Regions from separate parts of the Homo sapiens genome. Here region 1 is linked to region 2. The links are chromatin loops, found by intact Hi-C in ENCODE. Cell type or tissue: psoas muscle. All regions are shown on one strand. Each heading gives the region's core, and the rest is flanking DNA. Links, peaks and the distances in the headings are about the cores only.

The links. A loop is a pair of places that touch in the nucleus more often than their neighbours do. Peaks named below come from ENCODE experiments on the same cell type or tissue, not always from the same donor. Only the 100,000 strongest peaks of a DNase experiment are listed, where the experiment ranks them.
Region 1: it touches region 2 in a loop (3-fold over the local background); 4 of 110 quality-filtered maps call a loop at or near these places.

Annotation. Positions count from the first base shown.
Region 1 is chr7:151,183,419-151,199,581 of GRCh38, forward strand. DRC11L (dynein regulatory complex subunit 11 like) reads right to left here. Exons shown (of 19, transcript NM_001304419.2): 6 at 15,380-15,585; 7 at 14,404-14,488; 8 at 13,787-13,909; 9 at 13,559-13,634; 10 at 13,030-13,136; 11 at 12,157-12,240; 12 at 12,012-12,067; 13 at 11,098-11,180; 14 at 10,838-10,945; 15 at 9,873-10,072; 16 at 9,325-9,411; 17 at 8,858-9,035; 18 at 8,220-8,458; 19 at 7,455-7,669. The coding sequence ends at 7,562. It overlaps ASB10 (ankyrin repeat and SOCS box containing 10), which reads right to left and starts at 3,832. Exons shown (of 6, transcript NM_001142459.2): 1 at 3,397-3,832; 2 at 2,974-3,241. The coding sequence starts at 3,712. RefSeq lists enhancers at 4,830-4,919, 12,533-13,272, 15,214-16,163. In psoas muscle, for the core only: a CTCF peak has its summit at 8,313 (motif pointing right); a DNase peak (open chromatin) is centred at 8,333; H3K4me3 peaks cover 276 bases; H3K27ac peaks cover 2,692 bases.
Region 2 is chr7:151,295,456-151,311,618 of GRCh38, forward strand. No RefSeq gene overlaps it. Among named protein-coding and RNA genes, the nearest start is that of NUB1, 38 kb to the right of the region's middle. RefSeq lists an enhancer at 7,879-8,737 and a silencer at 8,079-8,248. In psoas muscle, for the core only: CTCF peaks have their summits at 8,162 (motif pointing left) and 8,364; a DNase peak (open chromatin) is centred at 8,156; H3K4me3 peaks cover 906 bases; H3K27me3 peaks cover 1,791 bases.

The sequences.
Region 1 (16,163 bases), core at 4,919-12,918, 110 kb before region 2:
TTCTTTTGAGATAAGGTCTCTCTCTGTCACCCAGGCTGGAATACAGTGGCGTGATCTCCACTCACTGCAACCTCCGCCTCACAGGCTCAAATGATCCTCCTACCTCAGCCTCCTGAGTAGCTGAGATTACAGGTGTGCACCACCATGCCTGGCTAATTTTTGTCTGTTTGCTTGTTTGTTTTTTTGAGACGGAGTTTCCCTCTTTCGCCCAGGCTGGAGTGCAGTGGCACAATCTTGGCTCACTACCACCTCCACCTCCGGGGTTGAAGGGATTCTCCTGCCTCAGCCTCCCGAGTAGCTGGGATTACAGGTGCCCGCCACCATGTCCAGCTAATTTTTGTATTTTTAGTAGAGACAGAGTTTCACCATGTTGGCTAGGCTGGTCTCCAACTCCTGACCTCAGGTGATCCACCCGGCTCGGCCTCCCAAAGTGCTGGGATTACAGGCGTGAGCCACTGCGCCCGGCCTCAATTTTATATTGATTACATGTCAACATGATAACACTTTGGATATGTTGTGTTAAATAAAATATAATTAATTTAACCTGCTTCAAAGATATTTGTACCCACATGTCCACAGGAGGATTACTCCCAATAGCCAAAATGTGGAAGCAACCCAAGTGTCCCTCAACGGGTGAATGAATAAACATTCAATAAAAATGTGCTATACACATATAAAGGAGTGTTATTCAGCCTTAGAAAGGAAGGAAATTCGGCCGGGCGTGGTGGCTCACACCTGTAATCCCAGCACTTTGGGAGGCCGAGGTGGGTGGATCACAAGGTCAGGAGATCGAGACCATCCTGGCTAACACGGTGAAACCCCGTCTCTACTAAAAAATACAAAAAGTAGCCGGGTGCGGTGGTGGGCGCCTGTAGTTCCAGCTACTCGGGAGGCTGAGGCGGGAGAATGGCGTGAACCCGGGAGGCGGAGCTTGCAGTGAGCCGATATCACGCCACTGCACTCCAGCCTGGGCGACAGAGTAAAAAAAAAAAAAAGAAAGGAAGGAAATTCTGAAACATGGGACAACATGGGTGAAGTCTGAAGACATCATGCTAAGTGGAATAAGCCAGTTACAAAAGGACAAATACCACATGATTCCACTTATGTGAGGTCCCCAGAGTGTTCACATTCAGAGACAGAAAGTAACATAGTGATTGCCAGGGGCTTGGGAGACAGGGTGGGGTGGGTGGTTAGTGTTTGATGGGGTTAGAATTTCAGTTTGGGAAGATGAGAAAGTTTGGAGATGGATGGTGGCGATGGTTGAACAACAACATGAATGTGCTTAATGCCATCGAACTGTACGCTTAAAAATGGTTACAAAAGGCCGGGCACGGTGGCTCGTGCCTGGAATCCCAGCACTTTGGGAGGCCGAGGCGGGCAGAACACGAGGTCAGGAGATTGAGACCATCCTGGCTAACACTGTGAAACCGCGTCTCTACTAAAAATACAAAAAATTAGCCAGGCATGGTGGCGGGGGCCTGTAGTCCCAGCTACTCGCGAGGCTGAGGCAGGAGGATGGCGTGAACCCGGGAGGCGGAGCTTGCAGTGAGCCGAGATCGCACCACTGCACTCCAGCCTGGGCGGCAGAGCAAGACTCCGTCTCAAAAAATAAATAAATAAATAAAAAATGGTTACAAAGGCAAATTTCATGTATATTTTACCACCATTTTGAAAATTAATTTTACATATTTGTCTTTTTTTTTTTTTTTTTGTGAGACAAAGTCTCACTTTGTCTCCCAGGCTGGAGTGCAGTGGCGCAATCTAATCTCCGCTCACTGCAACCTCCACCTCCCAGGTTTAAGCAATTCTCCTGCCTCAGCCTCCCGAGTCGCTGGGATTACAGGCGCCTGCCACCACACCCAGCTAATTTTTGTATTTTTAGTAGAGACAAGGTTTGGGCATGTTGGCCAGGCTGGTCTCGAACTCCTGGCCTCAAGCAAGCCACCTGCCTCAGCCTCCCAAAGTGCTGGGATTACAGGTGTGAGCCACCGTGCCCGGCCATTTGTCATTTTTTTTATAGGGCTGCTAGAACACTGTAAATTGCATATATGGCTCACATTAGGTTTCCACTGGGCCACGCTAGTAAAGAACACATCTTCAACCATAGTATGATTAAGCCTGTGGAATCCTCTAGAGGCTGATGAGATTAACAAGAAGGAGAGGGTCCATGAAAGGAGAACCCCAGGGTCAATAATTTGGCACCTTTCAGAGGCAAGAGACAAGACCTGCAGGTGTGCAGTCAGTAGAGAGAGGGCCTCTATAGGATGTAGAGTTAGTTCACAAAATTGTAATTGGGATCCCATCCTACAACGTTCCTTACACTTGGGTTGCAATTATTTATGTCACTGCAAAGGACTATTCCCTACAATAAATGATACATTGGCACATTTGGGTGTATTCATCAGTTTCTTGGGAGTTTAGTTAGTGAGAGTCCCTTGAGCCCATGATCTGAGGGTGCCCTACCAATATGGAGATTCTAGACCTGTCTTGGAAAACCAGACCCTACCCAGAGGGACCCAGGCAGGTCCTCACTGGGGCCACCATCCTCTACTCCCTGTCTGGATCACTGGACAGTAAGCTCCCTGAGGGCAGGGCCTCAGGGACTTAGTTGCTGTTGTGCTTAGCACAGTGCCTGGAACATAGGATAAGCTCAGAAAGTGTTTTCAAAAATTTTAAGCAACACCACCTCCCCATAATGGAGCCAGGCAATTTCCCAATGCGGGCCATGCAACTGCACCCCTGCCACAGCCTCCCTCCACCCCTGGGAGACCAGAAAACTGTCCAAAGTCCAGGCCACTCCAAAGTTCATGGGGTCAACGGGTGGATGGCTTGGGAAGTAATTGCACCCTGACCCGCGCCCCAAGCCTGGACTGCTCTGTCCCAGGTCCCTGACATTTTCCCCCATCCTCCCTGAGAAGGCCTCTTTGCTTCCCTTCAGAGTGGAACTGGGGGTTGGGGTGAGGGGTCACTCACTCAAGGGTGCCAGGCCCCCGGCAGAGATGCAGGGGGCGTTTCCCATCCTGGTCAGCGATGTTGGGGTCGGCTCCTGCCACCAGCAGCACATGAACACAGGCAGTGTGGCCTGCAGCACAGGCCTCGTGCAGGGCGGTGCGGCCCCCAGGGGCACTGTCTGGCCTTGCTCGCCGCCTCAGCAGCAGCCGCAGGACTTCCGTGTGGCCACGGCTGGCTGCCACATGCAGTGGGGTGGTCAGCTCCTCTTCGTATGTCAGAGACCAGAGTCCTAGGGAGGGGAGACGTGGGCCTCAGATCCCCAGGGAAGGCAGAGACCTTCCAGCCAATGGGGTGAGGTGGGCAGAGGCAGGAAGAGGGAGCCCAGAGCTCCATCTGCAGCCTCCCCTCTCTCCCACTGAGAGCCCCCAGTGCCCCGGCCCGTACTCAGAGCACGGATGTTGAAGCGGAAATCCCTCCATCGCTCTGGGTCGCTGGTATCAAAGACGGAATCAGGAGCCAGGCCAGTACTGGAGTCCGCGAGGATGCGGGAGACACAGCCCACGTCCCCAGCCAGCACTGCCTGCCAGAAGGCAAGGGCAGGTCCTGAGGCTGTGCGGGTGACGATGGGTCCCGGGCCAGACTTGAGGTGCTCCTCAGACCCTCTGCTGGGCTTCTCCACCAGCCTGGCACAGAGGGGGTGTCTGTCATCGAGGGGCTCTCCCTGCCCCTTGCACTCTTCTGGAGACCAACTCATGAGCATGTGGGCAGGGAAAGGGGAGTGGGGAGGAGGAGAGGTATATGCCAAAGGCAGAGAGAGAGAGAGAGAGCAGGAGGGAAATACAGACAGACAGAAGGCCCCTGTGTCCCACGCTCCGAGGCTGACCTGGCCACGCATCCAGCAGGAGCTATTCTGGGCTCCACATGACTGTGTTCTTGGGCCAAGGTGTAGGCTATTGGGCAAGCTTTGAGGTCGGGGAGAAACAGCCGGGGGCTTCTCCTTTCACTCAAGCCCTTAGGACCTCTGTGGCCGAGGCAGTCAGCCCAGCCCCCTGGTTCTCAGCAACCCCCAGATGCCCCTCACCCCTCTGGTGGCTGCTCCAGCGAGGCTCTGCGGCCCGGCTCTCCAGCAGCAGGTCGGCTGTGCTGTGCGGGGGGAACAGCTCCTGCAACCTTGCCAGGTCCCCGGTGTAGAGGGCATTCTGCAGGGCCATGTCTTGGCAGAGCAGTGGTGATGGCCGAGGGGGCTCCCAGGCTGGGCGGGAGTGGGGCCTCCAGATCCGGCAGGCCGGGGCGGAGGGAAGGCACCCCAGATGGTGTCCCCAGTGGGGAGAGGAGTTCTTTCCCCAGGGCATGGCTTGTTCTGGGAGAGCCAAAGCAGCACGACTCCCAGCGATGTTGCTGGTGGACTGGGCAGGTGGGTGCTGGGCCCGAGCTGGGTGGGGCCCAGCATGGGAGGCGCAGGGGAGCACAACATCAGGCAAAGCCATAAATAGCCCTGACTGGCCCAGCTGTCAGTCAGGCCGGGTGGGGGAATTAGGGAGGGGCAGGAGAACAAGTGAGGCCTGAGCCCGCCAACCCTGAGCTTCACCCCAGGGCTGTATGACCTCAGGGTGGAAAGGGACCACCCGGACCATGCTGCCCAGTCCGTCATCTCGGCATTAAAGGGAAGTGAATTTCCCAAGATCACGCAGAGAGCTTGTTGCAGAGCCAGGACTGGAACCCAGGGCCTTGAGCTCTTTCTTGTTCACCAAATCGGCCTCCAGCTGCCTGGGCTCTGATCCCACTGGGAAGGCCTGTGGGTGCCAGATAATATTTCCTGCCCTTCCAAATGTCATCTGTTAGCCCTGCACCTTCCCACTCCCAAACCAAGGGAGGAGTTCACAGTAGTGACACAGATTGCCCTCGCTGTGTGAGGCACCCCTCAGGGGGCTCCCTTAGACAGACGTGTGCCTGAGTAACAGAGCGTAACCCACAGGCAAGCCACAGAAACTCCCCATGCTCGTCCTTGATGCCAACCCCCCCATCTCCCTGGATGACCTTGGGTGGCATCTCTCCCCTGCTGTGGTTACATGGGGTCTCTTCACTAGAGAGTGAGAAAGGAGAAATGTCTCTGTGTACTCAGGCACTGACTTTTGTTTGGGGGCCGGGTGGATCAAAAGGAAAAAAAGAGAGAAAGAAGATGAGAAACCAGGCCCTCGGGCTCAGCTCTGACCCACCACTGCCCACCATGGGCTTGAGGTGCTCCAGCCCCATTGGTCTTGCCCCTTTGGCTCACGCTGGCTTAAAAAAATTTTTTTAAATCAATTGCTTTTTAAAAAGTTTCATTTTTAATTGACAAATAATTGTATATATTTATGGGGCTATAATATTTTGATACATGTATATAATGTGTAATCATATCAGGGTAATTATCACATCTATCAAATGATATTTACCATTTATCTGTGGTGAGAACATTTAAAATCCTCTTTTAGCCATTTTGAAATGTACATCATTATTCACTACAGTCGCCTTGCTGTGCAATAGAACACCTGAACTTATCCTATTTACCTGTAACATCATACCCACTGACCAATGTCTTCCCTTTCCCTTTCCCTGTCCACCTCCCTCGAGCCCCCAGCCTCTGGGAATCACCATTCTACCCTTTACTTCTATGAGTTTGACTTTTTTAGATTCCACAATAAGCAAGATCATGCGGTATTTGTCTTTCTGCACCTGGCTTATTTCACTTAGCACAATGTCCTCCAGATACACCACATTTAAAAATCCATTCATCTATTGATGGACACCAGTTGTTTCCATCTCTTGGCGATTGTGAGTAGTGCTGCAGTGGACGTGGGGGTGCAAACCCCTCTTCTGCATGCTGATTTCAATTCCTTTGGGTATATACCCAGTAGTGGGATTGCTGAATCATAAGGTAATTCTAGTTTTAGTTTTTTGAGGAACCTTCATTCTATTTTTCAAAATGGTACTAATTTACAACACCACCAACCATGCAGAGTCCCCTTTTCTCCGTATCCTTGCCAACACTTATCTTTCATTTTTCAATAATAGCCAGTCTAACAGGTGTGAGATAATATCTCATTATGGTTTTTGATTCACATTTCTCTGATTACTAATGTTGAACATATTTTCCAATATATGTTGGCCATTTGTATGTCTTCTTTTGAGAAGTGTCTGTTCAAGTCCTTTGTTCATTTTTTAATGGGGTATTTTGTTGTTGTTGTTGTTATTTAGTAGTTTGAGTTCCTTGTGTAGTTTGGATATTCACCCCTTATCCGATGTTTGATTTGCAAATATTTTTTTCCCAGTCTGTAGATTGTTTCTCCACTCTGTCATTTCCTCTGCTGTGCAGAAACCTTTTAGTCTGGTACAATCCCATTCATCTACTTTTGCTTTCATTGCCTGTGCTTTTGAGGTCATATCCAAGAAATCTCTGCCCAGACCAATATCATGGAGCTTTCCCTTATGTTTTCTTCTAGGGGTTTTATAGTTTCAGGTCTCCTGTTGTCTCTTACTACCTGTGGACACACCTTGGCCTTCATCCACACACTGTGTACATGGTCCATGGGTCTGCCTCTTTCAAGAGAACACTCTGGGGCTCACCAGCCCTTGGTGGTATGGTTGCCCCTGCTCCCTAAGTTCTCTGACCCCGTTCTCCCCTGAGCTGTTCCCTCCCCAGCAAGGGGAAACCCACAGATGGACTCCCACCCCAGGGGCAGGAGGCTCTATCCCATTGAGCCCTGAGGGTTAGGCTGTGGTCAGAGGATGCAGTGCACAGCTGGGGCAGGCAGAGTGCCAGGGGACAGGTCTTTAGAGGAAAGAGATGAAGGCCACTCTGAGAAACTGGGTCGATCCAATGCTGCTCTCCCATGTCCATTGCAGCATTGGGTCTACTAGCAGCCCTTACCCTAGTCACAAAGCCCTACCGCTTCCCCACACCTCTGCTGAGCCCTGCTTCCCATCCTGCCCCCGCCACTCCCCAAGCACCTCTCTGCCCTGACTTCCCAGACACTTTTGCTACAATAGTCAAACCCTAGAGTAAAAGGGACCTTAGAAATTCCTGGTCCAATCTCTCTCTGCTTTATAAGTAAGAAAACTGAGGCCCAGAGACAGGAAAGCACTCTCCAGGTCACACAGGGAGTTAGTGCCAAGTGCATTTAGAACCAGGGACAGTTAACTTCCAGACCTGTGCTTTTTCTATCTGACTGCAGACCTTCCTTCTCCCTACTCTTCTCTTTCCCTCTCTCCTCTTCCTATTTTTTCTCCCTTAAATACCTCAAGGAGGAAGAGATTCAGGGAGCCAGGATAGGACAATGACAAGGAGATGAAGACCTGGAAGTGGGGGCTGAGGACAGGGATCTAGGAGGCAGAGCAAGGAGGTGGCAGTGAGCTGGCAAGGGCCAGGGCCCAGGAGAGAGGTGTGGGCTAGACAGCGCCAGGCACAGGTGGGGGCACAGAGGGAAGGGTGGGAAGACACGGACATGGATGGACAAGAAGAGTTTGTTCCCAAGTCATCTGGGCATTTATGCCTCTGCCCCATCCCTTTACCCTTGGGCCACTGCCCTGTCCCACGCCACTAATCTCAGGTGCCCGCAAGCCTTAGCCATCACTTCCTTTTCTTCTTCTCCTTGTCCAGCTTGGCCTCCTCGGCCTCCAACTGGTCCATCCTGTGTTTCATGCTCTTCTTGCCCAGTGGGGTCTTGAAGTACCAGTCCTGGGTTGGTGGGTACAGGAGTGGTAAGGCCCTCAGACCCATCCTGACCTCACCCCTCCCCCTTTTACAGATTGTTTCCTCAGCAGCCTCTTCTCCTCTCCTCCTGGGTTTGGGGGTCCTATTAGTGCTGGGGTTTCCCTTGCTCCCCACCAAATGCTTCAGGTACAATGTCAGCCGTTCTTAGTGGGCAAGCCCTCTTCCCTCCACACCTGCAGCCCTCTCTCCTGCATTCCCAAGGCCATCCTTGGCAGGGGCACTGACTCGGGGGTGGGAAAGGTGGGTGGCAGCTGCTACCAGAACCCACAAAGGGCTCCTGATACCTCGGTGGTTCTTGCAAGCTCCCACCCTCAGGGAAACCAGGTGGGACGGCCCCGAAGCCTTGGCATTTCCTGGTGATTTCCTGCTCCCTTCCCAGCTGAGCTCCACACACATTTCCACTGATTGTCTTCTGGTAATTTGTGGGAGCAGAGAGAGGGGTCCGAGTTGTGCTTCAGGGGGCTGACTCCCCAAGGGCGCTGCTTACCCACAGCCCCTGGCCCTGCCACCTCACCTTCAGGGACTCCTCCTCCTCCCTGTACACTGGATCCAGCTTCACCAGTTGTCCCAGGAACTCAGAGGCCACCAGGGGCCGCTTGGACAGTTGCAGGAACCGCCGCTCACTCAGCACCGATTGGATGGCTTGGAGAATGTGACCCGGCGTGTAGCCATCGGAGACCTTGGCTAGGGCACTGATGTCCAGGTGCTGGGTCGGCTGGATGCCCCGGGCCTCTATCATACGCTTCCAGAGCACTGCAGGCATGTGGAAGACATGGGGCCTGGAGGGGCAGTGGGCACCAGGGAGGGGCAACAAGGCCTGAGCAGCCCCCGCCTGGATCTGGAAGGAGTTTTGTGCTCCGGGGAGCAGCTCCACATCCATCAGCTCCCCTTCCCCAGGGAAGGTACTGGATCTCAAGCTAGGCAAGGGTCATCCTCCCAACTCAACCCGAGGAATTAGAGCCTCGGAGGACATAGACCACCTGCTCGCGTCCACAGAGCCAAAGCCAGGACCCAGGCCACTGGGCTGCTTGTCCAGCAGCCCTTCCAGAAGACCGGGCTGTGGGGGTGAGGGCTCGCAGCAGCAATGGGGTATGGGGCGGGAGGTGGGCAGGCTTTGGTAGGCGCAGCCGTCCCCACATCCCCAGGCCTCACCATAGCGGGATGCGTAGTCAGGCCGGGGCATGAAGAGGATCCGCTCGTAGACCCGGCACAGACCCCGCATCTCGGCCAGCTGTGGCCGGGAGGTTGTCCCAATCAGCATCACACGGTCTCCGGGAGTCAGCAGCCGCAAGGCCTTGGTGAGGTCCTTCTTTATCCGCTTTGGGTCCATCTGCTCCAGGGGAGGAGGGAGGAGTGGTGGGGCTGGGGCACAGTGGCCCAGCGTATGGGGCTCCCAAGTTCTCAGAGCCCACCCCACCCTCAGCCTCACCTCAGCCCTAGCGGGATGAGGAGGCTGCCCATCCTGCTTTGAGACAAGGAAACTAGGTGTGAGGAGTAGAGGGGCATGTGCAAGGCCCCAGTGGTTGGGGTTTGGAGCGACTGGAACAAGCCCAGGCCTTCCAGCTTAGCCCCAGCTCACGCTACCTGCCCACACGGCCTTCACATCCATGCTCCCTCACCTCCTTGTCTTCTTTGGGGGTCTTCTTATAGAAATTCTTCTCAGCATTTCCAATCCAAATCACAGAGGGCTGTAGGAGTCGGGCTACCTGGATGGGTCAGAATGTAGAAATCAGATGTTAGATGTCTCTGGAGAAGGGTCATGTCCCTGCTGGTCAGAAGGCAGGATGAGGGCCGGCCTTGAGCAGGGGCTGACCTTGGAGCCCCGTCTCCACTCCCCACACCTGGAAGTCCCACCTCCCAGCCTGCTGCTGCACATATCTCACACCTCAGGGTAAACTGAGTCACTGCCCCCCATGGGGGAGCTGCATATTCAGTCTCATCCTACCATGAAAAGAAACTGCTCTGTGTCCTCCCTTTTCCCTTCATTCCCCCACCACAGGGGCTGCAGGGGGAACCCAAGCTCCTAGCCCGGTTGGTAGGGAGACCTCACCAGTTCAGCACCTGAAATCATACCCAGTAGGCTGATGGGTGACGTGACCTCAAAGCCCCCCTCCTTTGTTGCCACAGGTCTGAGAACCGCAAATGCCAAAAGCTGGGGGCTCCGGACCTTAAAGACTATATGCACCATCATCTGTGCCCCATTCCTGCCAGGATATTTGCCCAGCAGGTTTTCCGGCGACAGGTCGAACAGGTTGGCGCCAGTTTCTGTGCACACTGCCTTGACCAGCATCTTCTTCCCCATGCCAGAGGGGCCCACCAGGAGGATGGAGCGGATGAGTGGGGCCATGATGTGGATATCCGGGGAGCCTGAGAGCAAGGAAATGGGCCAGAGCCAGGCAACAGGTCAGCAGCAGGAATCAGGGCTGGAGATGACTGCGTAAGGTCAGGCCAAGGGCCTAGGGCTGGGGGAGGAGGTGCAGATCACAGGGCATACTACCTTCCCCAACACCAGCAGGTCCCCTAGTCCACTAGGTCTGGGAGCCGGGAGTGGCAGCAGGAAATTTTGAATGGCTTATGAGTCTCCAGTATGAGGAGTTGTGCATGGGTCTGGGAGGAGCCTGCTACCCCCACTAATGCCCTTTCTGTTTTCCATTCCATCTGCTTCCACTCCTGGATTATGAGTGGTGGAACTGAAAGGCACGGGACACGGGAGGTGGAGTTTGCAGTGAGCTGAGATTGTGCCACTGCACTCCAGCCTGGGCGACAGACTGAGACTCTATCTCAAAAAAAAAAAAAAAAGGAAGGCATGGGATAAATCACTTCAGAAAGCTCTTCAGCTCAGGGGGTATAGGGCTGGTGGTCTTCTGGGAGCAGAACAGACCCTGGGTTGTCCCTTGGGATTGAGTAAGGGGCTGGCAGCGTGGGCTCTTTCAGCAGGTCAAGGGCCCACCTGATTTCTGGAGTGGCCCAATCTGGGTGTGACCTCCAGCAGGGCCTGGGCAGGGCAGGAGGACCTGGGGCTTGGAGGCCCAGGCTGGACATGTCCACCTCAGCCACCCTACCCTGACCCCAGCCCTCACCCCAAGGGCTGCCTGCCCAGAGCTGGCTCCTCACACCCCCAGAGCCTCTCACCAAGCCGAAGGACCGCATACAAAGCCACATTCTGTCGTATGTCAAACAGGGATGGCATGGGCAACTTCTTCACCAAACTCAGAGTGGATCCAAGATACAGGAAGTCACCTGTGGCGATAGGCAGCCACTGAGTGACAGGCACACTCTCCGAGTGGCAATCAGGTGATCAGCCACAGGGAAGGCGGGGCTGGTGGATGGGGGTAGGGGAGCCTTGGCACCTGGCCACAGAGTGGGAACAGGCATTCTGGGAGGGGTCTCACCTATGTAGTCTTTCAATGCTACTGACTCACTCTTCCTTAGAAGGCCAGAAATAACAAGCTCTTCGTACAGAGACTCCACAGACCTGGCAGAGGATGGCACAGGAAGACCCCCACCACCACAAGGGACATTAGCAAGTGAGAACACAGGGAAATGGAGGCAGAGATGGGGGCTGTTGTCATGAAGACAGGGTATCAGTGGTTCTCCTGTACAACATTCTGTGGTCAAAAACATCTACAGTGCCTGCAAACAGGCAGAATCAGGTATGGCACCAAATCACTGTCCCAGGAGGCAAGCCTCCCCCAGTGGGTGCTCTGTAAGAGGGGTGTGAGGGGGACAGGGGCCTCTGTGACACTCATTAGTCTGCCCCCTGACCAAAGGTCCACCATTAGAAATCCAGTCATTTGAGTTAAGCATTGCCCTCTTCTTAGAAACTACATTTAAGACGTGAGTGCTCCTGGGAGAGACAGACATTAAATTCAAGCAGCTGACGTCAAGTCGCTTGTGAGCTCTCTTTACCAGACAAGTCAGCAGGAAGGGACCACTGACAAGTCCCTTAATGTCTCAGAGTGGGAAGTCCAGGGGGAAATGACTTTGGCAGAGACAGAGCTGGTTAAGGCAAAGGTTGGAGGAAGGATCTGGAAGTGGAGAGCAATGACCTGATTATAAACTCCATTGAGATCTCGCTCTGCATCTCACGTACAGAGCCCTTTCTTGTGCCTTTGCTTGATCCCCACGGCTATCACCTGAGTTTGGCAGGGCAGGTACTTGGTGAACGAGGCCAGGGAGTCAGAGAGGGAAAGCGACTTTCCCAAGGTCTCACAGCAGCAGAGCCAGGACCTGCAGTCAGGTCCCTGGACTGGGACTTACTCCACCACCACCACCATGCAAAGTGGGCACGACAGGGTCCTGCTACCTGTCTGAGGTCAGATCTTTTTCCTTCTTTTTCCCAGTTTTCTTCCCAGGTGTTTTCTGGTTGGAAACGAGTGCGTAGGTCACTGTGCCCTGTTCCTTGCCTCCCTGTGTGCCCTCCCCTGCCCAGCCCCAGCCCCTCATCTTGCCTTTGGAGCCCTCAGGGGTCTTTCTTCCTCCTTGTCCACAGCCAGACGGAGCTTCCTCAGCTCCTGACGCATCAGCTCATCCACCTAGGGGAGACAGCCGAGGTGTGGCGGGGTGGCCTGGGGCTGGGAGGACAGGTGGGAGAGGAGCAGGCAGGCAGGGATGGGAAGGAGGGGAGGAGCCTTACAGAAGAGCCCAGTGAGCCCGATGAAGGCAGTAGGGACAGCCCTGATGCCTTCCCGAACATTCCTCTGCATTCCTCCCTCCCTCCTGGCACCTGTTCACACCCAGGCCTAATCCTCTTCCTGCTCTCTCAGGAGCCCTGTTCTTAACAGCCTTCAACATGCGGAGAAGCCCCCAGATGGAATTCAAACCGAAGATCCCCCGCTGAGGTCTTTGTGACCTAAATGATTGCATAACCGCTTAGCCTCAGTTTCCCGTGTGTACCATCAGGAAAACCACGGTACTTTCCTCATGGGTTGTGTGAAAGATCACATGACTGAACACTCCTGAAGCCCACGGCATGGGTGGGACACGTCGTCAGAGGGTTCCTGAGGATGGTGGGGGGGTGTGGACACCCTGGCTCCGAGCCCCTCCCATACCCTCCACACCCCTGCTGCATTAGCCCTGGAAGAAAGTGGGACCGGGGGAGGCAGAGGAAGGTGGGAACTGACGTGGGCAGCAGGTGGAGCTAGGACCATGCATGGAGGCAGCAAAGTCTACCGAGGATGAGCTGGGGACTGGGGTTGGGTGTTCAGGACAAGAGAGAGGCAGAGAAATGGGTGGGGAGGAGCCTGAATCTGGCTGGAAATGTGGGTTATGGGGGAGGGTACAGGGTGGTGGCCTGCAGGGAAGCCCTGACCCTGTGCTCACACCTGTATCCGGATCTCCAGCTCCACCTCTTTCCTCTTCTCCTCCCGGAGGGTCTCGGAGTCATAATTCTGACTGGGGTGTATGCTCTCACACCGGTTCTTCCATGTATCTGACCGCAGAGAATGGATGGATGCGTGAAGGTCAGAGTGCCGGGTGCATACACACATGCATTCATGCGTGCACAAGCACATGCACACATACGTGCACACAGACACATGTGTGCACACAGGTCAGGAGCCAGGCCCTGGCTGGTTGCCTTGTCCCCACCCACCAGCCTGGCATTGCTTCTACCCAGACGGCAAATAGGCTTGACCCCAAGGCCTGTGGCCACAGAATTCAGACCCAAATCTGTAACGCCCCCACCCGAAGAAGCACACCATACCTCCCTCTCCTCATTTGGTGTTGTCCCCTTTGCCTACACACCCACACTGCCACTTCATGGTCCGTGTGCAGACACCCACTTTCTCCAGGACCCAGGGCCCCAGGTCCCACAAGGCACAGACACTCTTCCCCAGCCATCTCCCCTCTTACTTAAGTATTCTTCATGCCCGGCACAGATCATAGGGATACATTTGGATGGCAACACTTGCAACACCGCATCCACTTCCTAGAATAGAAACATTCTTTGACCTTGACTTCCTCACCTCTGCCTAGCACAGACTCTGGCCCTAATCTTACCTGAACCCATCTTCCTACCACGAGTTCCCCCACACCTTCTCCTCCCTGTCCCTCACACCATGCATCCGAGAGGTATCTTACCCCCTTCTTGGCCTTTTCTTCCTTTCCTTTCTTCTTCTCTTTTTCATCCTTTCCTTTTTCCTTGCTCTTCTCTTGTTCCTTTTTTCTGTTCTCTTGCATCTGCATTTCCAGTTCCATTCTCACCTGTGACCAATGACCCAAGACATTTCAGAGAAGATCAAGGGGATTTTACAGAAGAGAGCCCTGGGTTTTACAGAAGAGAGCTGGCGATCTCTCAGGCTCAGGGCCTGATACTGGGGTGAACCAACGATTCCCTAGGCCTAGAGTAACTGATGGGGTCGGGACAGCTGAGCATGCAGAGACTCCTTTGGGGTCCAAGGAGAAAGGGTGCCCAAGAAGGAGCGTTCTGGTGAGAGCCACTGTTCTCTCTTGGGCCACGGGATCTGGAGCCACTGCAGTCTACCCAGACATCCTTCCTTTCCCAGCCACAATGCCTGCTCCAGCCGCAGCTGCTCCTTGCTCCTCTTCCCCATGCCGTCTTTCTAGCTGCCTGCATTTCCCCCAGCCACCTCTGCCTCCATTGAGGCTGACCCCCTACCCCACCCCACTCGCTATTCTCTGTAGCCTCAGGCTCCACCTGCCACAAAAAACCATCTGCCCCACCTCCAACAGGGTACCTGTTCTGGCGTTTTGTCTGCAAAGATTGAGTAGGATCCACCTGAAGACGCATCTGGATAATCAGGGAACCGGCCAGTAAGGTCACTAAGTGAACAAAAGATGATTGGACAGAAAGATGAATAGATGGATGGACAAATGGATGGATGGATAGGTAGACAGAGAGGTGGGTAGAAGGGTTGGTGGATGGATGGACAGATGGATAGATAGATGGAGAGGTAGGTAGAAGGGTGAGTGGGTAGATGGGCAGATGCATGAGTGGATAGATGGAGAGGTGGGTAGAAGGGTGGGTGGGTGGATGAACAGATGGAAGGATAGACAGAGAGGTGGGTAGAAGGGTGGGTAGATGTGTGGATGGATGGATGGGGAGATGGAGAGGTGGGTAGGTGGGTGGGTGGATGGACAGATGGATAGACAGATGGAGAGGTGGGTAGAAGGGTGGGTGGGCAGATGGGCAGATGCATGGGTAGATAGATGGAGAGGTAGGTAGAAGGGTGGGTAGGTGGATGGGCAGATGGACAGATGGAAGGATAGATAGACAGTTGGGTAGACGGGTGAGTGGATGGATGGATAGGTAGATGGAGAGGCGGATAAAAGGGTGGGTGGATGGATGGAGAACACCAGAGAAAAATAAAGGACCAGGGTGACGGAGGGAGAGGTGGGAGAAATGGATTGTTACAAACAGGAGGACAGATCACTCAGGGGGCATCCATGGGTGCTTTCCCCACCCTATTCTGGCACTTTCTCTCCCTTGTGGAATTGAGAAGTCAGGTGTGGAGATGGTCCTGTACACTGGGGGCCCAAAGTTGTTGAAACCAAGAGGGTCAGCAGTGTGTTGGGGACCTGGGGGTAGAGGAGAAAAGGCCCCATCTGGACTAGAAGGCAGAACCCATGCAGGGGATGGGGCAGGAGCAGCCCTGAGGGACCCTGAGCGAAGGGAATGAAGGATGGAGGGTAGGGTCAGCTGAGGACACTGACTGGCACTCGATAAACCACTGTCGGATTTGCTCCTTCATTTTCTCCTTCATGTCAGGCCCCTCTGTCTCTACCAGAGAATCATGGGCCTTCACCATTGCTGCCCGGAACTCCTCCTCTTTCTCCATCTGGCGGAGCCTCTGGACATCCTCCACGAGGCATGGCTGGGAGATGATGCTCAGGTGCTCTACCTGGTTGGGTGAGGGGAGCTGGGGGAGTGGAAGAGAGGCTGAGGGGCTCAGGAGTGGGAGGAACCAGCAACCAGTCTGGATGCAGCCCCCAGCCTCGGGCACACACGCCTGTACCCACTCCTTCCCCAACACCACGCTCACACAAGGCCTCACACACACACCCACACGGAACAACGGGCATGCCTGCATCGGGAGAAACTGTGTTTGGAGCCGAATTCGTCTGTGTAAATTACTCTAATAATGAGTCTGCTAGATGCATCCAGGCTGTCCCCTGCCCGATTTCCCCAGCACACCCTCCCCTGGAGCCTCCGGCCCCAGCCCCCGCCTGCACCCCCGCCCCGCGGCCGAGTTGGCAGCCGCTCTCGCAGCCACTTTCCCGCCTCATTGGCTCCCAAATGTATTTTAAATATCACTCTGCGCAGAGACAATTACTGAAAACGCTGAGCTCACACTGTTGATAGGCCCGGGCGGCCGGGCTCATTCCTCACCCACTGCCGTGCACGGACCCCTCCCTGCTGAAGCCAACCCCTGCCTCTTTCGGCCTGCTCTCGTCTCCTGGGGGTCCAGCCCTCTGGCCCCCCAACAAGTCTCTGACC
Region 2 (16,163 bases), core at 3,183-11,182:
TTCTCTTTTTTTAGATTTGAGGTTTCTAACAATACTCCCCACCTTTTCCTTCCTATTTTCTTGAAAATATTATTTTTAAATATTCTTTAATAATTATTTATCTTCTCGAACGTATGCATTAGTTCATTCTTACATTGCTACAAAGAAATACTTGGCCAGGCATGATGGCTCACGTCTGTAATCCTAGCACTTTGGGAGGCTGAGGCAGGCGGATCACCTGAGGTCAGGAGTTTGAGACCAGCCTGGCCAATGTGGTGAAACCCCATTTCTACTAAAAATACAAAAATTAGCCGGGTGTGGTGGCACATGCCTGTAATCTCGGCTACTTGGGAGGCTGAGGTGAGAGAATCGCTTGAACCTGGGAGACGGAGGTTGCAGTGAGCCCAGATTGTGCCACTGGACTCTAGGCTGGATGACAGAGCGAGACTCTGTCTCAAACAAAACAAAACAAAACAAAACAAAACAAAACAAAACAAAAAAACTTGAGACTGGGTAACTTATAAAGAAAAGAGGCTTAATTGGCTCATGGTTCTGCAGGCTGTACAGGAAGCATGGCTGGAGAGGCCTCAGGAAACACAATCATGGTGGAAAGTGAGGGGAACCTGGCATGTCTTCACAAGGCCAGGGCAGGAGGAAGGGAGGGAGCGGGAAGGTGCTACACACTTTTAAACAACCAGACCTCAAGATAACTCACTCTCACTGTGACAACACCAAGGGGGATGGTGTTAAACCACAAGAAACCATCCCCACGATCCAATCACCTCCCACCAGGTCCCACCTCCAACCTTGGGGATTACAATTTGACATAAGATTTGGCTGGGGACACAGATCCAAACCATGTCAACATATTTATTTAAAAATCTACATCTAATAACTCCAATATCTAGATCACCTGTGAACCTGTTTCCCTTTTCTATTCTCCCCTTGGTTCTCTCTCATTTGGTCTTGTTTTTGGTATGCCTAGTAATTTTTTTACAGCTTTACTGAGGTATGATTGATATGTAATAAACTTCACACATTTAAAATATACAATTTGATAAATTTTGGCATACGTATTTATTGTGAAACCATCACCACAATCAAGATAATGAATGTATCCATTACCCCCAGAAGTTTCCTTGTGTCCCTTGGTAATCCATTGCTTTCTATGTCCTCCCCCACCATCCCCAGGCAACCACTGAACTATCAGTATAGACTCATTTGCATTTTCTAGAATTTTATATAAATCAAATCACACTGTATGTGTTTTTGGTATGGCTTCTTTCACTCAGAATAATTATTTTGAGACTTATTGTGTAATTGTATATATCAATAGCTTATTCTTTTTTATTGCTGAATAGTATTCCATTGTGTGGATATACCACAATTTGTCTATTCATTTACCTTCTGATGAACTTGTGGATTGTTTCCACTTTGGGGCTATTAAAAAAACAAAATGCTGCAACATTCTTGTACAAATCTTTTTGTGAAACTATGTTGTTGTTGTTTTAGACAGTGTCTCGTTTTGTTACTCAGGCTGGAGTGTAGTGGCCTAATTATAGCTCACTGCAGCCTCAACCTCCTGTGCTCAAGCAATCCTCCTGCCTCAGCCTCCCAAGTAGCTAGGACTACAGGTGCAACACAAAGGCCTGGCTAATTTTTACATTTTTTTTTTTGGGGGGTAGAGACAGGGTCTTGTGTTGTCCAGGCTGGTCTTGAACTCCTGACCTCAAACAGCCCTCCCACCTCAGCCTCCCAAAGTGCTGGGATTACAAGCATGAGCCACCATGCCTGTTTTCATTTCATATGTTTTCATTCCTCTTGGATAAATACCTAGATGAGGAATAACTGGGTCATATTGTAGGTGTATGTTTTATCTTTTAACAAGCTGCTAAGCTGTCTTGCAATGTGATTATACCACCACCAGTGTATGAGAGTTCCATTTGCTCTACATTTGCAGTCAGTCTTTTTAATATTAGCTACTTCAGTGGGTGTGTAGTGATATCTCATTTAAATTTCATTTTTGGCAAGGCATGGTGGCTCACACCTGTAATCCCAGCACTTTGGGAGGCCAAGGCAGGTGGATTGCCTGAGTCCAGGAGTTTGAGAACAGCCTGGGTAACATGGTGAAACCCCATTTCTATAAAATACACAAAAAATAGCCAGGCATGGTGGCACAGGCCTGTAGTCCCAGCTACTTGGGAGGCTGAGGCAGGAGGATCGTTTGAGCCTGGGATGTGGAGGTTGCAGTGAGCTGAGAGGGCGCCATTGCACTCCAGCCTTGGGAGCAGAGCAAGACTCTGTCTCAAAACTAAATAAGTAAATAAATAAGTTTTATTGTTCTTAGTGACTAATGATTTTGAGCATCTTTTCATGTGTTTATTTGCCATCTATATATCTTCTTTGGTGAAGTGTTCAGATCTTTTGCTAATTTTTTTCAAGGATGTGTCTCGATGGTAATTTTGATTGAATTCGAGACATTGCATGTGAAAAAGAGGCTCTGGGTGATATGTATTCCTACTTTATATTGGCAGGCAGATGGAAGACGGGCAAATCACTTTGGTGCAGCTAAGGGTGGGCTGCTGGCTTTGCTCAGGCTGGCCTTCCTGGCTTCTCTATTTGCCTACAGCATAACCCTTCAGTATCTTTAGGTGAAAGGTTGTATTTCATGTTCTTTCTGTTCTGGAAGACACTGAACCCCATATTCTGTCTCCTCTCTATCTTGATACCACTGAATGACTGTGTTTCAGCCTCTAACCAGATGCTTGCTGTTTGATTTCTTGCCCCTTGTTCTGGAAGGCCAAGGAGACTGAAGAGCCATCATGGGTGTGGCCACAGCCAGAGCCCTCTCAGCTCCAGGATCTTGAGGATAGCACAACCCAGTGAGATTCATGGCGGCTCCTGGTGAATCTGTATAATCCTCCAGGTCTAAGGTCCCAGGAGCCTCAGAAGCACCCGTGGAGGTGGGATGGATCCTGCCAGATGATTTCCAGTCCAAGCAGGTAGCGAGAGGTGTGAAGTGAGTCCTGTTCCTATCTGGGATCTTCGTGTTCTTCCAAAAGTAAGACTCCAACCGGGGAGGCACCAAAAGCAGCAGGGAAGGGGAAGAGGTATGCTGATGGAAGAATGGTGACTGAGGGACATCACCCCCCACCCCTACCCCTGCAGTCTAGAATGATCCTTTCATAAGCAGGATGAGCGGAACTTCAGGATTCTGGTGTCACTTACAGCGCTGCCTTAGTGAGCCTTGCTCAGGGTCACTCGCCCCTAGTACCTCCTGTGGGAAGGTGACCTTCCACTCCTGGGGGAGCAGGCAGAGCAGGAAGTCTTGAGGAAAAGACAGGAACGGGAGCATTTCCTTTGGGTTGTTAGTAACCCTGGAATAGCCCCTATGTCTTTTGTTGTTTAATATTTTTAACTTTTTCTTGTGAAAAAATTAAATAAATACACAAGCTGACTGGGTAGTCTAATGAGCCCCCATGTACCCATCACCCAGCTTCAACAAGATACAGCCAGTTTCGTTTCATCTATGCTCCTACCCACTTCCCCCTTCTTGTATTACCTTAAAGAAACTCCTAGACGTCATATTATTTCATTTGTAAGTACGTCAGTGTGCATCTCTAAACAGTAAGACTTCTTTTTATATATATGTAAATATATATAAAGCCATAATACATAATATATCAATATTCGATATTATTATCATATTAATAGCTAATACATTATGGTTTTCTATACATACAACCATAATATCAATATATGTAACCTATATATAACCATAAAACCATCATCGCACCTAAAAAATTAAAAATACCTTATTCATTTCATCAAATATCCAGGAAGTGTTTAAGTTTCCAGTTGTCTTCTAAACTTCTAAACTATCTTTTAAACTATAGCTTGCTTATTTGAATCAAGATTCAAATAAGATTTACACATTGAGATAATTTGATCCATCTTTTAAGCCCCTTTTACCCTGTTTCTTGCATCTGTGTGAGCATGCATGTGTGCTTGTGGGTGTGCATGTATGTGTGTGTGTGTGCACATGAGCATTTGCATGAGTATGTGTATGTGCATGCATGAATGCGTGTGTCATGTGCATGCGTGAATGTGTGTGCATGTGAGTGTGTGTGCATGCGTGAATGTGTGTGCATGTGAGTGTGTGCGTGTGTGCATGTGTGTGTGCATATGCATGCATGAATGTGCGTGTGCATGTGTGCAAGTGCATGTGTGAATGTGTGTGTGCATGTGTGCCTGTGCATGTGTGAATGTGTGTGCATGCATGAATGTGTGTGCGTGTGTGCATATGCACACAAGAATGTGTGTGTGCATGTGTGCATGTCCATGCTGAATGTGTGTGCACATGTGCATGTGTGAATGTATGTGTGCTTGTGTGTGCATGTGCATGTGAATGTGTGTGTGCATGTGCATGTATGAATGTGTGTGCTCGTGGGTGCATGTGCATGTGTCAATGTGTGAGTGTGTCTGCATATGCATGCATGAATGTGTGTGTGCATGTGAGTGTGTGTGTGCGTGTGTGAGTGTGTGTGCATATGCATGCATGAATGTGCGTGTGCATGTGTGCATATGCATGTGTGGATGTGTGAGTGTATGTGCACATGTGTGCATGTGCATGTGTGAATGTGTGTGCATGGGTGAGGAAGCAGGCCATTTGTCCTTCAGGGTTTCCCATGGCCTGGACCTCGCTGGCTGCACCTCTGTGGGGGGCTCCTGTGCTTTTCCACCAGGAGGGGCACCCTGTGGGGTTGTCTCTCCCTGTGATATTAACTGCAACAGATGGTCAACAATAGATTCATTAATTCAGCATTTGGTCCTACACTAGTGGGCCTGAAAAGCTTCCTCTTGGAGATGCAGGAGAAGGACAAGGCAGGCTCCTGTGTCCTCTTACTTCTCTCTCCCAAAACTCCGCTTCTCCAGACCTGCCCCAAGGGGTGCAATCAGAATGGTTCTCTTCTGCCCCAGCCCTCAGGGCCCCGCTTTTGGTGGGTCCTGGTGCCCCACCCTGTAGAGGCTAGATCCCTGCGGAATGAAGAATGAGGAAATTGATGAGACAGCAGCTGCCATCTCTGCAGTCCTCCTTCCAGGTAACAGCCCAGGTGCTGGGTCAGGCCAGGAGGGGAAATGCCTTAAGGCAGCGAAGCTTTCTCAGCATCCTCAACTCAGGTGGCCTGACTGCTTGGTGACAGGAGTTGAGGATGGAACAAACCATCCTGATGGTGGCCCCTGAATAAAGACTTCTGGGCCACAAGGGAACAAGGATGTGTTGAGTGACAGCATGGTTCCTCAGGCAGACCCGGGTCCAGACACCAACTGCACCACCTAATCGGCTGTGTGCCATTGAGGACATTACTCCTGTCCCTGTCATAGGCTGATAATGCCCCCCAGAGACACCAGGTCCCCATTGCTGGTACCTGTCAACCTTACCTTATTGGAAAAGGGTCTTTGCAGATGTGATTAAGTTAAAGCTTTTGACATGGGGACTGTCCCAGATGGTCCAGGTGGGCCCTAAATGTGGTGGGAAATGTCCTCATAAGAAAGGTAGAGGGACATTTTACACAAGGAGAAGACCACGCGAAGACGGAGTGGAAGAAGATTGAAAGACGCTGGCCATGCAGATTGGAGTGATGCAGCAACAAGCCAAGGTAAGCTGGCAGCCACAGGAGCTGGAAGAAGCAAGACTCCACTCTAGAGCCCCTGGATCCCTGATTTCAGAGTTCTCCAGAACTGGGAGAGAATACATTTCTGCTGTTCTAAGCCACCAAGCTTGTGGTAATGTGTTACAACAGCCACGGGAAACTAACTCATGCTGTATGCCTCAGTTTCCTCCTCTGCAGAATGTACAGTGGGCCCCTATGGTGGGGGAGAAAACCTAGTGGGAGGCTAGGAGGTGGTAGCTAGCAGGAACCCAGCCCTCCAAACTTGCCCACCTCCTCTCTTCACCCTCACAGTTGCAAGGTTTGTCCCAGTGGCCTTTGGTACAATGTGACCCACCTTCCTGGCCATGGTTGATGGTCCGAGGAGGTAAGCCAGAGTTCATCTGATTGACTCGGTGTCTCCCCAAGTGGCCAGGCCTGCAGCAAGCCTCCTCAGCCTTCCAAAGACACCCTGTTTTATGCCATGTGGGCCAGAGGCGTGGAGAAACCAGCAAAGGGAGAGAGGGGGAGAGGACACTGAAAGAAGGGCCAGGGAACAGGCAGTGTGCCCTTCCCCTGAGATGTGGCCTGGGGGTGCTGGGAGAGGTCCCATGGTTCCCCAGGCAGGTGCTGGGCGAGTTAGGTGAGCCTGCCTCAGGCCCTGCAACACGTCTCACTTGGAACCCCTGTCCAAGGCCATGGTCTACACCTGCACTGCCTGTCATCACAGCGAGGCCCCTTTCCTCTTTGGAGTATGTCTTCTCTGTGAGGGGAGATTGGTGCCCGTTGGATTGCTGCAGCATCCCTAGCACCTCGCACACAGTAGGTGCACAATACGTATTTGCCAAGAGGATAAATGAGTGAACAGAAAGATCTGGAGTGAAAATGGACAGTCTGAGGAGAGCGTCTGGCAGAAGCTTGTTTGACAAGAACATCACTTAGGGAGGCATTGGGTTCAGCGTTCAAGATTGTCATGTCACCTTGAATCCTCAGACCTGCCCTTGGTGCCACTGTACTGGTTCCAAGATCTGCGTCCAAGAAAGGTGAGGTCCTCTGCCCAAGACTGGCTGGCTTTTAACACACAGCTGGTCCTCAGCCTCAGCCTGTGACCCCACCTGCCTTGGAGCTCAGCGGAGTCTTCTGATGGAGATGGGAGACAAATACAGCGAGAGTGGTCCGGAACGTGGGCACCTCTCTACTCATGCTCATGGCTACCTTGTCTGTTTCCTTGGATGGACTGGCTCGGAAACACAGGTGGCATGAGAGAGGCGGCAGGACTGGAGGAGCCACGCTGCCTGGGGCCCTCCCCTGTGGCCGGTCCAGGGAGGAATAGCTCCAGGAGGGAGCCTCGTGGTGGCAGCTGAGGGCCAAATGAGCAGGTCAGTTCTTCGAGCACGTGTGACTATTGGAACAGAGCAACGACCTAAGGTTTAAGCCTTAAAAAGGGCATTGAAGTTAAGGGACTAGACACAGCAGCCCAAGAAGGGACCTGTTATCCACGGCACCACTCACCGTCCGGCTGACCGAGTAATGTTTGGAGACAAGAGAGGTCCCCAAGTGGGGAGGGTGTGGGTGGGACCAGGGCTCCCCAGCCTGTCCCTGCCCTCTCCATCCGACCTGGCTCTTCCCAAACCCCTGTTCCCCCAAATATGCCATCCTGATGCCCGCATGTGATACGCCGGCTCTCCATCTGCCTCTGGAGCAGTACTGGAGCAGAGCTCAGGGGGAGTCTGTCCTGTTCCTCTGCACACAGCACCCCAAGACTTTGCAGGGAAAACTTGTCACAAGGCTCAGATTCCCGTCCCCTCTCGGGCTCAGATTCCTGATCCAGGAACCCGCATTTGTTAAACGTGTGTGGTCACGACATAGGGACTATAATTTTTTTTCTTTTTTCTTTCTTTCTTTTTTTTTTTTTTTTTTTTGAGACGGGGTCTCCCTCTGTCGCCCAGCCTGGAGTGCAATGATGTGATCTCCGCTCAGAACAACCTCCGCCTCCGGGGCTCAGGTGATTCTCCTGCCTCAGCCTCCCGAGTAGCTGGGATTACAGGCTCCCGCCACCACGCCCGGCTAATTTTTGTGTTTTTGGTAGAGACACGGTTTATTCATATTGGCCAGGCTTGTCTCGAACTCCTGACCTCAGGTGATCCACACGGCTCGGCCCCTCAAAGTGCTGGGATTACAGGCGTGAGCCGCTGCGCCCGGCCGGGACTATACTTTTTTTAGAGTCCTTATTTTATAGAGTTCGGAACTGAGATATTTTCAGATGCAATGATGGATCGTCTGGGATTTGCTTTTAGAGAGAAACAGGCGGCGGGGCTCCGCTGGAGGTGTAAGAGAACCTGGACTGGCTTCTTCGTTACATCCGGTCTGCTTTTGAATGTATTTGAATTCTTTTGGAAACCATTTCCCGCCCCTCGGAGACTCTGAGGGAGGGGCGGGAGACCCAGGACCCTGGCCGGGTTGGGTTTGGCGTTGGCTGGCGGGCACCGGGGCTGGCAGGCGCAGGGGCTGCGGCTGGGCGGGCTCTGGCGCCACCTGGCGGCCGTCGCGGGACCGACGCCCCTTGGAGCGCCCCCGGGCCCGCGGAATCAGCCGCTGAGCAGCAGCCGGGAAGGGGCGAGGGAGCCCCACTCCATGCCAGGCACTGGCTCACGCCTGCTGCCCTGACCCTGGAGGCCCCTTCAGCGCAGCACCCCAGCCAACTGCGCTCTCCCAGGGTCCACCTCGGATTCTCACCCCCTACTCCCGTCAGAGGCCACTTGGCCCCGACAGTCCTCTGTGTGGATGACAGGTCACGACTTGACGATGGCGGGGTCCTCCTGCTGGGTGGGAGTGGGCGCGCCTGCGCGTACGGCACGGCCAAGCAACTCGCTAGGGCCCTGCTTTTTGTAATTTCAACCAAGTTACACCGTTTCAACAAGAGCTTTGTGTAGTAAGTTTCTTTCTTTCTTTCTTTCTATCTTTTTTTTTTTGAGGCAGAGTCTCGCTCTGTCGCCCAGGCTGGAGTGCAGTGGCGCGATCTCGGCTCACTGCAACCTCCAGCTCCTGGGTTCAAATGATTCTCCTGCCTCAGCCTCCCGAGTAGCTGGGATTACAGGCGCGCACCACCACGCCCAACTAATTTTTGTATTTTTAGTAGAGACGGGGTTTCGCCATATTGGCCAGGCTGGCCTCAAACTCCTGACCTCAGGTGATCTGCCCGCCTCAGCTTCCCAAAGTGCTGGGATTACAGGCGTGAGCCACTGCACCCGCCTTTTTTTTTTTTTTTTATATGAAGGACACCCGGCAGTGGCTCTCAGTGGGTCCCGGTGCTGGCGGGAGCGTGGGGGGAGCAGGCTCTGTCTGCGTGCGTCTTTTAGGGGTCCTAGGGCTGACTCCACCTGAGAACCCCGTCCGGGGCTGTGTTAAGCACCTTTTGTAGAACTGTATTTTTATTAAAACATCAAGGCCGGGCGCAGTGGCTCATGCCTGTAATCTCACCACTTTGGGAGGCCAAGGCGGGCGGATCACGAGGTTAGGAGATCGAGACTATCCTGGCTAACACGGTAAAACCCGTCTCTACTAAAAATACGAAAAATTAGCCCGGCTTGGTGGCAAGTGCCTGTAGTTCCAGCTACTCGGGAGGCTGAAGCAGGAGAATGGCGTGAACCCAGGAGGCGGAGCTTGCAGTGAGCTGAGATCGCGCCACTGCACTCCAGCCCGGGCGACAGACAGAGCGAGACTCCGTCTCAAAAAAAAAAAAAAAAAAAAATCAAATCCGTGTTCCTGTAAAACAAACAAACAAACAAACAAAAAGTTACACAGTTTAGAATCACGCTGTTACAGGAGATGTCTGAAAAAAAGCAGTTCCCACCTCCCACTTCCTGTCCTCCACAGCGGGGCTCTTAGCTCTTCCAGCTGATTCTCTTCTGTTTTGCCTCCATGTCTCTAAACAACAGATTTCCATCGTTAGCGTTTCCTACTGGCTACGGAAGAGGAGGACTTAACTCCTCCTCACACCCACCCCACCCCTCCTACCTCCTCATCCGCCACTGAATTCTTACCTTGGGTCAGATGGATGTTGATGGGTTAGGTAACTACTGTTCACAAATGAGCGGTGGACTATATATTAGGACTATTTTTCCTTTCTGCCACCTTTTTCTTTTCTCTGGATTTACTGATTGTCTTGAACTTCCTTTCACTTAGTTCTCCAGATGTTTATGGCTATTTTATCACCAAATTCTTCCCCAGCTGTGTAACTCTCCTTTTGATAAATTCCTGTCCGATAGTCTGTTCATTTCAGTGTTTTGAAGAACTCTTTCCCGGGGCTTCTGCCCTGCAGCCCAGAGAGGCCCTTGCCTCCCTCTTGGTTGGCCGACCCTGGTTCCTGGATCGTTTTTCTTGTTTCTTCCTTTATTCTCCCATTTTAATTGAGTACGTCCTTCCATAGCTTCCTGAAAAAAGATGCTTGAGAGGTAAAGTTTTGAGAGCTTGTATATCTGACCCTGTTTTTATTTTACCGTAACACTTGCTTGGTAGCTTAGCTGGGTATGTAATTGTTATCCGGGTATCAGTTTCCCTCAGTTTTGGTTTTTGATTTTAGAGACAAGATCTCACTCTGTTGCCCAGGATGGAGTGCAGTGTTGCTCACAGCTTTGCAATCTTGAACTCCTGGGCTCAAGCAGTCCTCCCACCTCAGCCTCCCAAGAAGCTGGGACCACAGGTGTGCACCAGCACACCTGGCTAATTTTCTAAACTTTTTTTTTTTTTTTTTTTTTTTTTGAGATTGGGTGCCTTACTTTGCTTCCCAAGCCAGTCTTGAACTCCTGGCTTCAAGTGATCCTCCCACCTTGGCCTCCCAAAGTGTTGGGATTACAGGCATGAGCCACTTCACCCAGCCCCCTCAGAGTGTTGAAGGCATGGCTACCTTCTAGTGTTGTAGATGAGAAGTCTGAGGCCACTCTTATCCTTCAGCCTTCCTATTACATCTATCTATATGTAGGATTGGAAGCTTGTAGAGTCTTCTCTGTGCCCTCAATATCCCCAGAGTTCATGACAGTGTGCTTTGAATGGGCCTAATTTTACATTGTACAGAGTATTTGGGGCATTCTTTCAATATGTATTTCATAACTTTCAACTCTGAGAATTCAGGAGAGAAATTAGAAGTAGAAGATAAATCCAGGATGTCCAAGTTGGAGTTTTGGGAAAACGAGTATATAATAGGAAGGAAGTTATTTGTAAACATACATGAAAATTTCCCAGAACTGAATATCCTGTCTGCAGATTGAAAACTCTGGTAGCATTTAACACGGTGAGTGAAATGACACCCACAGCAAGGCACGTGGTGGTGGCATTTTGTGGTTTGTATGTTTGAAGCTGTGTTTAAATATCACATAGAATATGATTTGAACTTCAATATACAGTCCAGGCAATAAGTATTGTGGCTGAGATGGAGGAGAAGTTGATACTGTTTGGCTGCATCAAGATACATTCAGGAGTGCTGGGCGCAGTGGCTCACACCTATAATCCCGACACTTGAGGAGGTCAAGGCAGGCGGATCCCTTGAGCCCAGGAGTTCGAGACAAGCCTGGGCATCATGGTGAAATCTTGTCTCTACAAAAAAAAAAAAAAAATTAGTGTGCATCTGCCATTCCAGCTACTCGGGAGGCTGAGGTGGGAAGATCACTTGAGCCCGGGAGGTGGAGGTTGCAGTGAGCTGAGATCACACCACTGCACTACAGCAGCCCGGGTGATAGAACAAGACCCTGCCAAAAAAATATAAAAAATGTATCCAGGAAGGCTTCATGGAGATGAAACTTCATCTGGTTTGTAAAAGATGGACAGACAGCAGGGCTGGAATCTCTCAGGGGCAGGAAACACTGAGCTTGTAATGACCCCCGAGGTGTGTGGGTGACTGTGCCCTGGGTCAGGTGATGGGGCTGGCCCAATACTCAAGATAAGGGCTGACGTACAGAAGGTATCCCTATTGTGAAGGCTGGTTGAGCCACCCTCTGCTCCTAATCTGAGACATCCCATGGAGAAAACAATGGCCTCACTGTATTCACCTAAGCCCAATCACAGCCAAGAGGCTTGAGCAGCTGAGGCCCACCAGGTAAAGATCGAAAGACCAATAAGCAGGTAAAGGTAGGGACACATCCTGCTTCCTCCAGGGAACTGAAGGGTGGAGGGTCCTGCTGTATAGGTCCCCTTGTGGGGATTCACCAAGCCCTCCCTGTGTTCCCCATAGAGTCGGAATCATGGCACCAGAAGGGACCTTAGAGCCACCCAACTTCTGAGCAAAGGCCAGAGGGAGGTGGGATTGGCCCAAGGTCCCGCTGCTCATTGGTGACAGGGCTGGGTTTAGAACCCATGTTTCTAGACCCTCACTCCCTTTGTCCTCATGGGGAGGGGCAGCCTTTCAGGAATAAACACTCAAAGACATTCATCTGCAGGTCATCTGCACTCAGCTCGGGGGCATCGCAGGGCGTCCGGTTGTGGGAAAGGGGACAGTGGGCCAGAGGGGAGGGGTTGCCATTTGCAGTTTGACTCAGGATCTGCATTTTGAGCTCCTGTTGAAGATGGAATTGCTCAGGGTCATTACGCATGCTCTCCAAATGTTCACATCTCCCTGTTCTGTATTTTCTGGGTCAGGGTCCTCAGGACTGTCCCCTGCCTGAGGGCCCTGAGCAGCCCTGGGGGCAGACGCCTCCCAGAGAGACACAGAGCCAGGTTCTGTTCAGAAACGCCTTGGGCTTCCAGTTTTGCATAAAGTTTGCTGGTAAGTGAGGCTGGCAGCACTTCTGAGGCTGGAGTCAGCTCCGTGGAGGCAGGGCCCTCATCTTATTCATCCCACCTCCCCTCAGAGGCTGGCACAGTGCTTAATACACAGAATGGGCCAAATACCCTTGTGGAGAGTAGCCGGCTCTTATGGGTTAAGTTGTGTCCCCCAAAAGATGCCAAAGTCTTAACCCCCCATATCTGTGAGTGTGACCTTATTTGGAAACAGGATCTGTGTAGATGATTAAGATAAGTTGTGCTAATCCAATATGGCTGTGCCCTTTTAAAGAAGGGAAATTTGGACACAGAGACAGACAGGCACACAGGGAGAACGCCATGCCATGTGCAGATTGAGTGAGTGAAGCCTCTGGAAGCTGGGAGGGAGGCCTGGGACCGAGCCTTCCCTAGTGCCCTCAGAGGGGGACTAGCCCTGCCGACACTATGGTCTCCAACTTCTGGCCTCCAGAACCAGGAGACCATACATCTCTTTTGTTCAAGCCAGTAGGAAGCCCCAGGAAACCAATGTATGGCCCAAAACACTGCCTGGTTTCCGCCTCCTGCTTGCCAGGCTGGTCTGTCTGTCTCCCGGCCTGCTGTGGATGTTTGCAGCCCAGCTGCCAGGGAGCAACATCAGTGAGACTGGGGTCATGGGTCCTGTGCCCCATGGACTGCATGTGGGACCCAAGCACTCAGCAGCCTCCCCAACCCATGTGCCTCAGCAAGGGGAACAGCTGGTGGAAGAGAGCGCCCTGGCCAGGGTCGCGGAGGACTGGGCCTCTATCTAGTTCCATTATGAGGCAGGGGTCCCTCCATCCTGCTTTGGCTCTGTGACCCAGTCTCTGACCACTTTCTTATTTAAGGAAAGACAAATAATTCTTGTGCTCCACAAGTCCTTGCCAATTTAATGTCATTTTCATTTGCAGCCTTTTAGGCTATTTAATTTGTAAATTTCCCTCAATAATTCCAGCAACATTATTTTCAGAGCCCTGATTGCAGCATTTACATTTTTTAGTATTCCATGAACCGCACTCTGAGATGTGTGGCTGCAGCCATCATCAGGGTACAGCCAGAAAGCACCCCAAGGGTGGGCGCCCTCCCATCCTGCCTGCAGGCGGTGGCTTGCTGGCATCTGTGGGAACTGCCCGTGTCCATGTGCTGAGAGGAATGACCTGCAGGAATGGGTCCCTCTGCACCCGCTTCCAGGACTGCCCGCCAGCGTGCAATTCCCCATCTGCTGCTAAGACCTTCCTGGATCAATATCCCTCATCTGGGTCATCCAGGGAAGCTTTTGCACGTGGTTTCACACTTCTCAATTCCAAGCCCTGAGGGGCTGGTTATTCTCCTTTCTCCCCACCCCACCCTACCCCAGGTTCATTCCCAGCGCTCTGGTCTGCTCTGTGTCTCAGGGCTGGCCCAGCGGGTGCTCAGGGTGAAAGGAGAGGGGCCGTGTCTCCGAAGCTCCCTCCCACCTCCTTGCCAATCGTGGGCAGCAGCCACGTTCCTCAGGCCACTGTCCCTGTTTTGTGATCTAGCCTCAGCAGCCACCTCCTTTATTGTTCGAGGGGGCTGGAACTGGCCCTGCAGCAGCCTCTGGAAACCTCAAAGCTACATCATAACCAAGCAAGTCTGTGGAGTCCCCACCTCCTTTGGCCACTAGCATCTGGCCTGTGGTCTGGGAGGGTGCAACTCACAGATGGAGCTTTGACATGTGTGGGTCCTGCCACAGCCAGGGAGGCTAAAAGAGTGAGTGTCTGGCATTTCCTGCTTGTACAGTGGGAGGTGATTTATGCCTGGTAAGAGGGTTTCCCTAGATCCATGAAGACTGAAGATATGTGATGATAGATGAAGAACTTCCGGTGTTGGAAGCCTTAGTGAGTGCCAAGGAAGTTCCGTGTAGCCCAGAAAAACTGAAAAACCATCATAAGTTCTGACTTGTCTGTAGCAGACCGTGTTGGAAGTGCCAACTGCATATCCCTTCAGCAGAGTAGACAGGGCACATCTTTTCTTTTTTTATTATTTTGAGGCAGGGTCTCACTCTGTCACCCAGGCTGGAGTGCAGTGGCATGATCATATCTCACTGCAACCTCGACTTCCCGGACTCAAGTGATCCTCCCACCTCAGCCTCCCTAGTAGCTGGGACTACAGGCATGCACCACCATGTCTGGCTAATTTAATTTATTTATTTATTTATTTATTTATTTATTTATTTATTTATTTATTTTGTAGAGACAGAGTCTCACTATATTGCCCAGGCTTCTTTTTTGATGGGAATGGTATATTTGATAAAACTTGAATACCACCTTTTAGCTACAATGTTAAAAAATTGTTTTGCAACATTGTAATAAAACCAGTGAGAAACTGTAGACTCTAGATTTGGTTGTACAAGATACCTTCTTTTGTCATCAATTTGAAATTAATGAAATCTGGAACAAAAGTAATAAAGATGACAGATAAAATTGATAGAGGTTATTTGGACATTGAGAAGCAAATTGTAACAAAACCCTTTCCAATCACATAAAAAGCAGCAATTGATTCAGGAGAAATGATACATTTTGAATAGAAACAATGAATAAGCTTTTGGGTTCTTTGATAAACCAATGAGTGAATCCTAAGAACATACAGGAAAAGGATGGAACTTCTTTACAATTTGACATGAAATGCTGACATTGAGGCAACAGTGTTTGTAGAGCACCATGTCACAGAGGACACCCTGCCATGCATTCAAAGGGTTTTTAAGAGTAGCCACTAAGCACAAAACCCATGAAATGCCCTGGAATCTTAAAACTCATATATGAAACTTGACAGGTATTTTCCCAGATTTGAAAATAATATTTCAGATATACAATCATTATGACCAACAGAGGGCAGTAAAGCTGTACTAGCCAGGTTCCAATCAGGAGACAGAAACCACACGATAATTTGTACAAGGAATGTTTCCCATAGATAATTAACTTTAGGCCAGGCACAGTGGCTCACGCTTGTAATCCCAGCACTCCACCCAGCCGAGCCTGGTGGATCACTTGAGGTCAGGAGTTCGAGACCAGCCTGGCTAACCCATCTCTACTAAAAATACAAAAAGTAGCCAGGCATGGTGGTGCATGCCTGTAGTCCCAGCTACCTGGGAGGCTGGGACATGGTAATCGCTTGAACCCGGGAGGCGGAGGTTGCAGTGAGCCGAGATCGTGCCACTGCATTTCAGCCTGGGCAACAGAATGAAATTCAGTCAAAAAAAAAAAAAAAGAAAAAAGAAAAAAGAATTGACTTTAACAGGGGATTGGAGTAATAAGGCCTGGCTAGAAAGAAGTTAAGAGAACTCTTGAAAAATGCAGGAATGGCAGATAGAGGCACAACCATCACTCTTAGGGCTGAGATAAAGCACCCCAGAAGAAGGTCCCTGCCACGGCTGAGATCCAGACCTGATGGGAGAGATCGTGGCAGAGAAGTCACTGAGGTGCCAGGTTGGCAGAAGCAGCTGGAAATCTGCTCTCTGGGGTATCAGAGGAATCACCCACAGTGACACGTCATGTCTCAGAACAGTCTGCAAAGCCACAGGAGAAAATGCAGGGGGAAGCAATTCCCAGGACAGTGCCCTAGTGGCCACAAACTCCTGCAAAGCTGCCCAGGGGGCTTCCAGAGAAAGCTACTGGTGCCTGGGAATTGGAGTTGGTGCTGCAGAAGCCACACATGCTGCTGGAGCTGCCAGACACTGCAGAAGCCGGGTGCCTTGCAGGAGCAGGTGTAGAGAAACCTCATGGGCAGCAGGAGCCTCCCAAGAGG